2 separate regions of the Homo sapiens genome follow, and region 2 is linked to region 1. The links are chromatin contacts, found by Hi-C or POLR2A ChIA-PET in ENCODE. All regions are on one chromosome and are shown on one strand. The core of a region is the stretch at or near the end of the contact, and the rest is flanking DNA. Distances in the headings are between cores, read along the strand shown.

Region 1 (5,452 bases), core at 583-3,082:
TTTCATCATTTAAATAATATGCTTTGTGTTAGATTGCATATAGTGTATGCTTTTAACAAGAGTTAGGGGAATAATAGCACGGGAACATTTGACACTTACAATCTGGAAACATGAGAATTATTTATGCCAGTAAATTATTTCAGATAGTATTTGCGAATGATGGTATGTGTCTGTTTTAGGTTCTGTGGTGCCACTTTTAGAAACTCCACAAGCAAACCATGGCTCAAAGTTTGTAGTAATCTTTTTGAACTGTAACTATTAGAATTTCCCAAAAATCTAATAAATATGCTTTTCTTTGTATAAAATGAGCTATATGAATATTTGCTGCTACTTGAATTTTCTTTCCAAAATTTGTTTATAGACATACTCCCTAAAGATGTTTGATAATCAGAAATAACTGATTCTGCTAGACAAATATGCACCAATTGATTGATTTTCTTTATTTTGAAGAAAATTTTTTTCCTCTTAATTATTTGGTGGCTTCCTTTGCTGGCAAATCCAATTTTATGCCCCACAAATAATGTGAACAGTAGAGACTTCTACTTGTAAGTTTCGGCAATTCTTTAAAATATGTTAAGTTTTTGCTTCAACATATAAAGGTTTTTCTTTTCTGAATTGTGTTTTCAGCAGCAATTCAAACCAATTGTATTTTTCCATTATACAAATTACTAATTTAGAATAAATATATTTCATTTCTGTCATGATATCCTAGTAGGCAGGCTCTTGGGCAGACACCTGATATGTGTATGTATTATTAAGTTGTCTACTTTTGTTTCTTAGAAATGTTTATCATTTAAAAAGTAACAGATGGAAGAAGACCATTTATTGAAGACTGTGGCCTGGCTAGTGTGTGGGCAGTAAGGGGTGACTGCACCTGGGTTCTGTGGCTCTGAACGTTTTCTGTTTCTTTTTGGATTATGAGGAGGGAGAACTCTTGGTTTTGTTTTGAGGAACTTCATTGATTATATCTTAATTTTGCCTTATTGGCAAAAAGCACCATGTGAAAATTTATGCAGCGTATAGATTTTCACTGTGTTTTATTTGGTTCAGAGCCGAGTCTGGAAGATGACTTAGTTTATAAGTTCTGTCTCGTGTCCTGTAGCCAAGCTTTCTGTCTCCTTTAATGAGGGCACTGTGTGATTAGAAGCTGTTTCCTCCCATTCCTGTGGACTGAAGGGGCAACCTGAGGGTCTGCTAAGGTGGTGGGTGTGTTTTCTGGGAAGAGTGAAAGGGGATTTGTCAGCCTTTGGGGGAACTTGATAAAAATGAAAGATATTTTATGTCAGTGGGATCACCTTTTTAATCCAAGGGGCAAAAGAAAACTGGTTTCTATTGTGCCCCTGCCCGAAGGCCGCCTGCATGTGACTTTCAAAGGACCCTGCTTGTGTTGAATTTCAGCCAGCAAGTCTCCAGCATACAGAATTTGAGATTTCCCCCACCCCCACCGTTTCTTCTGTTTTTGTTCCATGTAAACAGTTCCCTGCGTAGTAACATAGACAAATATAGCAGAGAATGCTTTTCTGGAAGAAGAATGCTCCCTAAGCATTTTTTAACCATTTTTGGGAAGAATTGATCTTTCTGTGTGTTTCAGACAGACTGGAGAGGGGGAGGCCGTGGCTGTAAATTGAAGTGACATCATATGTATTGCCCCCATTGATCCGCTTTTAGTCTCCAGCCAGGATAAAAGGAAATGGCATCAGGGAGGAAGCATGCTTCATTTAGGCACAGATCCCAGAGTGATAATGGGGTAATAATAGAACTCATGCCACTGTCAATCCGTGGCTGCATTAGTCCCAGGCTTATTCTCTGTCTGGGGAGCCGCACAGTGACTTTCTTCGTGTGAGGCTGCAGCGCACCAGCTGGGCCACGCCGGGAGGTGCCCTCCTTTGCTTTCGGAGGGGTGCAGGCAATGGGGCTTGGATGTTGCCATTTGCTGGTCTCTTGTCACAGGCCCTGCCTCTGCAAGGTCAGTCATGGGACATGTCCGTGGCATTTTCTGATGTAGGAGGTGAGCTGGCCTGTTCTGCATCATGCTAATGGAAGAAATGGTGGCGGAACCTCAGTTGCGTGGGTGGTCTTCTGGGAGCACAGAGTGAGTGATGCCCCCGTGACAGCAGTAAGAGGCTTCTGCAAGAGTCAGGGGTTTTTCTTAGTTGAGCTGCCTCTAGTTTAGGAGGGTGGGTTTGGAAAATTCATATTTTCTTTCCAGGAGCATGCATAAAAACTCTCCCAAACCATTCAAAGTCGTACAGCTTGCGTCGACTCTGAAGTTGGGAAAAACATGCAGTGGACTTTTTTCTTTGTACAGTTCTTAGTATTTAGCAACTATGAGATCTTCCATGTTTAGAGTAGAACACAGACTTCTAAAATCCTTAACAAGCAGCATTTGTACTTGACTGACCTCGTTTAGCATTTTATTTCTTGTACTCATTTCAGTAAGTTTCATAGTTCTGTGAAGTTCTCTTGCAAGTACCCACATCACTTTGGCACCTTGTAGTCCTATTTTGTGTAAATTTCCGAGGCAGATGCATTTTAAAAATAATGAGCTGGTCTCTGTATGGAAAAAATAACCCCATCATGAATTTCTTGTTTATGCAAAGGAAAGGACTTTTGCATTCCTGTCACTGTTGAACTGTGGGTGTGAGCACTGTTGGGCCCCCAGAAATAAAGGCAAGTTCTTTTTATACTGTCTGAAGGAGCTGCTTTCTTAGGTGGTGATGCTTGGAGGTAAGGTCCTTTATTTTTCACGATCACTCTGTGGTACGACCAAAGCCTTATCTCTCTCCCGCCAGTGCTGCTGTATTAAACACAGCTGGCCTTTCAGTCTTAAATTCAGCTGATCTTAAAATAAATAAATAAACGCAGCTGGCCTAGAAGTCATGTGAAGTTTGCTTTGATTTCCACGTGGGTGGAAGTGGAGTGGTCCACATAGCATGTCCCACTCCCCCTGTGCCCGCCCCGGGCTCCTCGTACCACCCGGTGCTGCCTTGAGCACATCTGCTGATACGTGGTCTCTTTCATTTGCTTTACAAACATTTTGGTTTATTACATGACCACTGCTTTTTCATTTGTAGGGTGGCTTTACGGGGAGCAAATGTTTATTTTACAAAGACAAATGTATGGAAGCTGTTTAACCACATTTTTGCTTCAATATGCTCTTTTTAAGGTCTATTATCTTATCCTTTAAAAATGTTGTAATGTGTACTTTGCGAATGAAAGATGCTTTATTAGTTTTATTGTCTGTGTCCCAAAATAACGTTTGTTCACTGATTTTTTTTCCCTACTTTTTTCAGAAACTACATTTCCCCCCATGAGTTAGAATAGTTACAACTAAAAGCCAGGTGGCCGCAGGTTGTTTACCAAGTGAGAGTCATTTCAAGTCTATTCAGAAGAATGGGACTCACAGAAACCTGGGAGCATGAAGCTGGCTCTGGCAGCACTGTGGTCGGGGGCCTTGTTTTAGGGGGAGCAGATACCTGAGGGGAGTGTCCATCCTTGCTTCTTACCTCTCTCAAATTAGAGTCAGTCAGTGTGCTCCCTCCCTTACTTCCATCTCGCGGTCTTAAGTCAGGGAGTTTAGCTTTAAATATTTTCATTGTGTAAAATTTGGAGAGGACAAAAGCTTCCATTGATCCTTTTGGTTCTGTTTCTGTGTAGAGTTGCTGAGCTTTCAGCTTAAAAGAAAACTCAGATATACAGGTATGAATGCAGGTATTTTTGTAGGTTCACATATAGGTAATTGTTTGATTTTAAACTGGAGCTGTATCTATTGGTTAAACCTAGTTGGGGTTAAGTTGAGGACCAAGCTAGTTGTCTTACTCAGGGTTTCTTTGCTCTGTGTGTCTCTTTAGTTTAGACCAAATCCCAAATGAGAGTTCTAACAGTAGGCTTCTTTGTAAGCACAAGCGTATAATATGGGGAGATGCTTTTCTTTCTACTCTCCCCTTCCCTGTAATTCTGCAATTTGGCAGGGCTGGTTCCTTCTGTATTTAGTTAGCAAACGAGGCCCCACTTCTGGCAAAGGGTGTTTAGGGGCTGGTGGTGCCGAGAATCACTTCTCTGTGAGGCTGAGCCCATTCCCCAAAGCCTGCCTGCCTTTGTCTGGAGGGGCCTTGATGCCAGGCGCCTGTTGTCCTCGGACTGTCTGTCTTGAGAAATGCTGCTCACCAGTTTTGAGTGTTTGTGGGGTAGAGCAGGTCCCCATCCTGTTGTGGCCTGGCCTGGGTACCCCTCGTGGAGCTGCTGTTTGACAGCAGCACAACAAAGGGTAGTAGTGAGGTGAAGTGGGGAGAGCCCACGACTGGGGTGAAAAGGAAGACACTGGGAAGAGGGCTCAAGGGCTGGAGGGCATTCAGTCAGTGGCCCTGGGAGACGGGTTAGGGGTACTTGAGGCCATGGGTTGAAGGCCCAGCCTCCTGCAGGAAAGCACCTCTCTCGGAACATCACAGGAGGCTGAAGGGTGAGATGAACTGGAAGGAGAAGGAGGGCAGAGGGAGAAAGAGAACCAGTCTCACTGGGCTGCCTGGGCAGAAGTGCTGGATACCCACATGCACCCGGCAGTGTTCATGGTATGAATGGTGAGGAGGCCTACCAGAGGCTGGGCGCCTGGGTTTGGCCTCTTCTGTAAAACAGTAGATTTCTTTTTAATACCGTATGGTGGATGGGTGATTTTGTTACAAGTAGTTATGTAGTAATTTGATATCTTTAAAACATGCTGCAATTACTTGACTTCTCATGAAAAGAAATGGAGTGTTAGTAATTCTTTGGGTCCTTGTCAGTGCTGATTGTACTGCAGTTTTGCTGAAGGCGCCTTGTTTCTCCTGAGAGAATAGCCACAGCATGTCTTTCAGATGAAGCGATGTCATGAAGTACAGAATATACCCAAGAACCAAGTGATTGCATTGGTGTCTTGTCTCCTTTCTTTCTGCCTCTGTCTGTAGGCAAGTGGGGGCTTTCTTAGAACTTAGAAGAGTGAGGTGAGAAAACAGATACCTAGTGGAATGGTGCGGTGGGTGTGGTGTTTGCAGTGCTTGCTGTCTGCCCGTTGCCCCCCGCATACCTTTTGGAAAAGTATATGTGTGTGTGAATGAGTGAGGGGGTAAGGGGGTAGGGGGTAGGGAGGGTCAGGCAGAGTGCACACTTGGGGGCAGAAAGATGAGGAGCAGGGAGGGAAACCAGTACTTTTTAAAAATTGTTTTAGAACACCAGAAAGTGGCAGTTAAAATCCAGGTGTTCTTATGAATGTACTGTTGACTTGATATCAGCTTCCAGACCTGTAATTGGGATTGACAGGAATGATCTGCACATACACAGGGATGGAGAGAAGCTCAGCAGAGAGAACCATGGAATTCATAGGATTAATTTTAAAATCTTGATTTTAGAGTAAATATTTTTCACTTCCTACAAGGCATATCTCAAATTGATTCTTCCTCCAGTGCACTACAGGGCCGAT
Region 2 (4,803 bases), core at 1,096-3,595, 36 kb after region 1:
GTGGCCTGCAGCCACTAGCAACGTCACAGGGCCATCTGTCCCCTGAGTGGTAGGTACGAACAGTTAACTGGGTTTGCCAGGTTTAATAAAAGATCAGGGAGAGGCAGCAAGTTAATGGGTTAATTGCCACTGTCCTCCAGGAGAACAAACGGATGCCGGGTCCAGTCCTTCCCCCTGAGGCCGCAGAGATGCCAGTGTTTCAGCCCGCAGGAGCCGGGCAGCCCAGTGCAGGGCACTTCTCCAGAGGCCAGCACGTTTTAAACCATGTCCCCTGCTGCCGCCTCCGGCTGTCTGAACACAGGCTGCGCCAACCTGTGGCTGGGCCCGGGCCCAGGGCCTGCTGCGGGAGGGGAGGTAGCCAGGGCATCTGAGGGTGACCCCAGCCCAGAGGGCCCCCCCTTCGAAGGGAGGAAGCAGCAGTGACCACACCCTGCACTTGGTCGCCTGCAGGCCTCGCCAGCACCCTGGGGCCGGCCTAGAAAGGCAGCCCCTGCCTCCCTGCTGGGGTTGAAGGGACAGGAGGACCTCCCCAGCCCAGGGCTCTGGACCACAGCCAGGGGTATAAGGGCAGGGAATTCTGGCTGGACAAAGGCAAAAAGTGGGGTGAGGGAGGATACAGGAAAGAAACACCAGGGAAGACGGTCAGGTCCCAGCTCAGCTTCCTTTGAGGATTAAAGGATTTTAAAGCATTTATGTTTATTGGAATTTCAAACCAAAATACTGAAATAATAGCCTCCATGCTAGGCAAGGTGACCTTGCCTGCAGCATGGAGGGAGGCCAGCCACACCCAAGACAGCCCTGACGGAAAACCTGCCCTCAATGACAAAGGGGTCCAGGGAGGCTGCGGCTTCCCTCCACCTCGATTCAGCCTGCAACAGCCGGTGGCCGGGCCTGGGGGAGGCCGAGGGGAGGGACCTGTGCCGCAGTGACCTCACCAAAGGCAGCTGTGACCCACAGAGCAGCTGAAAGCAAGGCCAAGGGCCGCTTTCAAGGGACAGTTTGTTTAGAGTTTCAAGTTCTAGACCAAGCACGTCCTTGTTCTATAGATGGGGCCAGTGGAGGACTTGTGTGGGTCATGGGTGGGGGTGAGGGGAGGTGCTGGCAGGGAAGGAGGGCTCCTTGGCAAGGCAGTCCCACCCGGCAAGGGGCCACAGTCTGTCCTGGGAGGCTCCTTCCAAGCAGAACTCTGGGTGCGCAGGGCCCACCACACCCCATTCCCCAGAATAAGCGGGGTGCTGCCTGGCACTTTGTCAGGGGTTCACATTAAAGTGTGGTGGCTCTTTGGTTAGTTGGTGCCCTTGGGCTGAGCCACTGCAGGCTCACTCTGTGCAGGGCCCAGCCATGACAGTCACTGTATAGGGGCACGGAGACGGTGGCCACCCAAGAGGTTTGGGGGAGCTGGAGGTTGAAAGGGCTGCCTGGACCTCCCAGGGTCGTTCCCAGCACCCGCGGGACAGTGACCTTGGCCTTGCTGCTTGGGCTCTGGAGATTTACAAGGTGGAAGTGAGGAGAGGCCAGTTGTGACTATTCAGTGGCAGGGTTTTATAGATCTCTTCCCACCCTCCCTGCTGTCTGGGAGACTGATCACCCGATAGGCATTCCTGTTCCAGTCGGATAACTAGACGGTGTGAGAAAGGCCGGCAGCCGAGCCTGGGGTGGAAGGAAACCACCGTAAAGCCACAGATGTCCCAAGACCAACTTGGCACGTGTGCATGTGCGCACCCCACCCCAGCAGCCCCCATGGGAGGCCCAGCCTGAGAAGCCACTCTTGGGGCTGGGGGTGGGAAAAGGGGGTTGATGCCCCGTGGTTCTCACATAGATCCAGAAGAGAAGAAAGGCTGAGAGCTTCGGTCACCAGGCTGTGGCCTGAGAGAGTTGCTGATGGCACCAAAAGCCTGTTGAAGGCTGTGTGTGTGTGTGTGTGTGTGTGTGCACACACACACACACTAGTAGGGAGAGGCAGTGCAGGGCTAAATGCAGAAATGCAGAGAAAGACCTCTGACCACACAGTTCTGTCTAGTCCCAACAGCTTACAAGGAACCAGACCGGTCCCTGCGGTGTTTGTTGAGATAAAACAAGGTCAGGGTTTGGCTTCTCAGCCCCAGGACTTAAAGGGGGTGGGCCCAGGGGGAGCTGCTGTAAAGACCAGAGCCTCCCACCCCCGCCTGGGCCCACCCAGCATCTGGCTGCTCTGCCACCCCTACCTGACCCTGGCAGTCGCTGAGTGGGGCCTGGGGGCGGGCCTGGGGCTGCTCCCAGGGGGACTGTCCATTCTGAGTCTCCCACAGGCTCCCCACCTGGGAGAGGAGTGCCCAGCTCTGATCCTGCCTGGGGCCGCCTGCCCAGACAGCTCATCTGTGGCTTTGTCTGGGGCACAGAGGCGACTGGGTGTGCACCCTGTGGTTTCCATTTTCTTAAGCTTTCTTTGTGCTCCTTCTGCCTGTAATTTCTTTCAGCCTGGGCCTTTGTGGAATCTGTCCGCCACTTTAAAGCGCAGCCGAGGAGGTGCTTTTGCCAGCGGGGTGTGGGTGGGGTGCTGAAGCTGCCCATGGTCAGACCCTGACTCACTGCCAAGAGTCCTGAGTTCCAGAAAGTTCCTTTCTGCTCTCATAGTCCTCCCTTGCCACAACGAGGTCTGACAGAACAGAAGTGCGTTTCCTGACGACTGGATCGGACGCTCATGGCGAGCTCTGAAAGGCAGGAGTCAAGGAAGCCCTCTGTGGCTAAGACACCACACTCTTCACCCGTGATCCCTGAGGTTTCTGCATTCTGACCCTATGATTTAAGTCCCCAGGGACTTCAGCTGCAGTTATGTTTAGGGAGGGAGGCTCAGGAAGAACATGAATTACGGCATAACTCAGAGATGAGGCCGGAGTCCGTTTCAGTGATTGCTGATGGAATGGAACAAGTGTGCATTTATGTTGGGTTGTAAAGAAAACACAGATAATTTATGGGGAAGGAGCTATAGTTTGATGATTGTATCTGCTTTACTAAGTTAAAAGCGTGGAGGAAGTGACTGCAGAAACTTGGTTTTAGCACAGCTGAGGCAGAGGACTTGCGTACAGGAGGAAAGCCATGATGAGCACAGGGCCCTGGCAGATGGAGGATGGGTCTTTGGAAAGCTGGGTCATGGCCCAACAAATGTCAGGGCACATGCGTCCAGTCATAGTAAGTAGACTTTTTCTAGAAAATTCTGTCCAATGGTAGAACATAAGTCCTGTGAATAAGAAACAAAAGCACCACCACGGTGACTACGGTGCAAGGATCAGAGATGGCGCTGTCTCCTTTTAAAGTTACAGATGGTGCCTGGCCTCCTTCCCTTCAGGGCAGCGTTTAACGGCAGCCCTCTCTTAGAGCAAACAAAGAGTCTTCCTTTGCATACTTGATAACAACTTATTTTTCTCATAGATCACACATGCAAACAAATATAGGTAATATGTAAACAAAAAGTAAGTTTTCTCTGCCTTTTCAGCTAGTCTCTTCCCCAAATCACTATAATGAAGTTGATTACCGTCTCCACCCTGGCGCCGGCAAGCACGTGTGCAGGCCCTGCTTTATACACGGAGGGTGGCACAGTGTTCACACGGGTCTAGATTGGCACGTACATAACGCTCGCTTCTCTGTGTCGATGGCTGCATTGCATGGACGCGCTGTAACTCGAGAGGCAGTGACACCCCACCTTCTGGGGGCTTCGTTCAAGTCCCAGCCCTGCTAGATGGCCTCAGTGTAGCCTTGGGCACATTATTCGGCCTCTCTGTGTTTGCATTTCCTCCTCTGTAAGCTTCAGCTGACTTTGTTGGGTCAGTGTGTGTGAAGTGGACAGCAGGCCCGGGCTCAAGGGTAAGAGTGTGCACTTGCTTGCACGCAGGCTTTTCCTTTTTTTCTCTCGTTCCTCTCTCTCCCCCACCCCTTTCTTGCTCTTCTCCTTTCTCTCCCTTTCCTCCCTCTCTGTTTCCTTTCATTTATATCTTTATGTGAACCTCTGAGTTGCCCCAGTGGTTGTTGGCTGTCGCATCCTGCACACGCACAGGCGCCGGCATATCCACGGGGAAAGCCCTAGATGTGCGCACTAGTGTGGATCCCTGCAGTCTGCAGTGGAGGGAGTGGGGTCAGGAGAACTGGGTGTCTGCTCCTTGGAGAAAGGATATATAATCTTTTTCGATCTTAGTGCTTTTATTACAGCAGAATACACATAAGATTGACCAGTATAACCATGTGTCAGGACCCAGCTCAGCAGCCTCGGTGTCTTCATTGTTGTGCAGCTCACCACGATCCGCCTGCAGAACTTTTTCATCTTCCCCAGTGAAACGGGACCCATTCAACACTCGTGCCCCACTTCCCCTCCCCCAGGTCCCTGGGAAGCACCATGCAGCTTCCTGTCTTTGAGGCTTGCCTGTTTTAGGGAGCTCATATGAGAGGATTCATAAAATCTTTGTCCTTTTATGTCTGGCTGATTTCATTTAACATAAAGTCTTCCAGGTTCCTCCATACTGTGGCGTGCTCAGGATCTCTGCCTCTTTTTTCTTTTTTCTTTGAGACAGAGTCTCACTCTGCTGCCCAAGTGGAGTGCAGTGGCACGATCTTGGCTCACTGCAGCCTCTGCCTCCTGGGTTCAAGCAATTCTCCTGCCTCAGCCTCCCGAGTAGCTGGGATTACAGGTGTGCGCCACCATGCCCAGCTAATTTTTGTATTTTCAGTAGAGACGGGGTTTCACCATGTTGGCCAGGCTGGTCTTGAACTCCTGACCTCGTGATCTGCCTGCCTGGGCCTCCCAAAGTGTAGGATCTCTGCCTTCTAAGGCTG

Evidence for each region. Hi-C counts contacts between places; a loop is a spot of excess contacts on that map. ChIA-PET counts read pairs that join two places held with the same protein, here RNA polymerase II (POLR2A). Pooled maps may share reads with other maps.
Region 2: a loop to region 1 is called in a map of transverse colon, with 18 times the contacts of the local background. The contact joins two enhancer-like sites. A Hi-C loop is called at or near these places in 10 of 168 maps with a recorded cell type or tissue (Right ventricle myocardium inferior, aorta, ascending aorta and 5 more) and 2 of 50 pooled maps. POLR2A ChIA-PET finds 5 or more read pairs at or near these places in 2 of 52 experiments (AG04450 and WTC11).

The regions. Positions count from the first base shown.
Region 1 is chr9:95,054,441-95,059,892 of GRCh38, forward strand. The region is part of intron 13 of AOPEP (aminopeptidase O (putative)); the gene reads left to right. Among named protein-coding and RNA genes, the nearest start is that of MIR6081, 8.2 kb to the right of the region's middle. Within about 2 kb of position 1,833, at least 11 of the 41 ENCODE cell types and tissues checked have a DNase peak (open chromatin) inside an H3K27ac peak, as active enhancers do; they include ascending aorta, where a contact is called at or near this core.
Region 2 is chr9:95,090,151-95,094,953 of GRCh38, forward strand. It overlaps a transcript of AOPEP not described here. Among named protein-coding and RNA genes, the nearest start is that of MIR3074, 6.5 kb to the left of the region's middle. RefSeq lists enhancers at 1-552, 553-1,302, 1,303-2,052. Within about 2 kb of position 2,346, at least 16 of the 41 ENCODE cell types and tissues checked have a DNase peak (open chromatin) inside an H3K27ac peak, as active enhancers do; they include ascending aorta, where a contact is called at or near this core.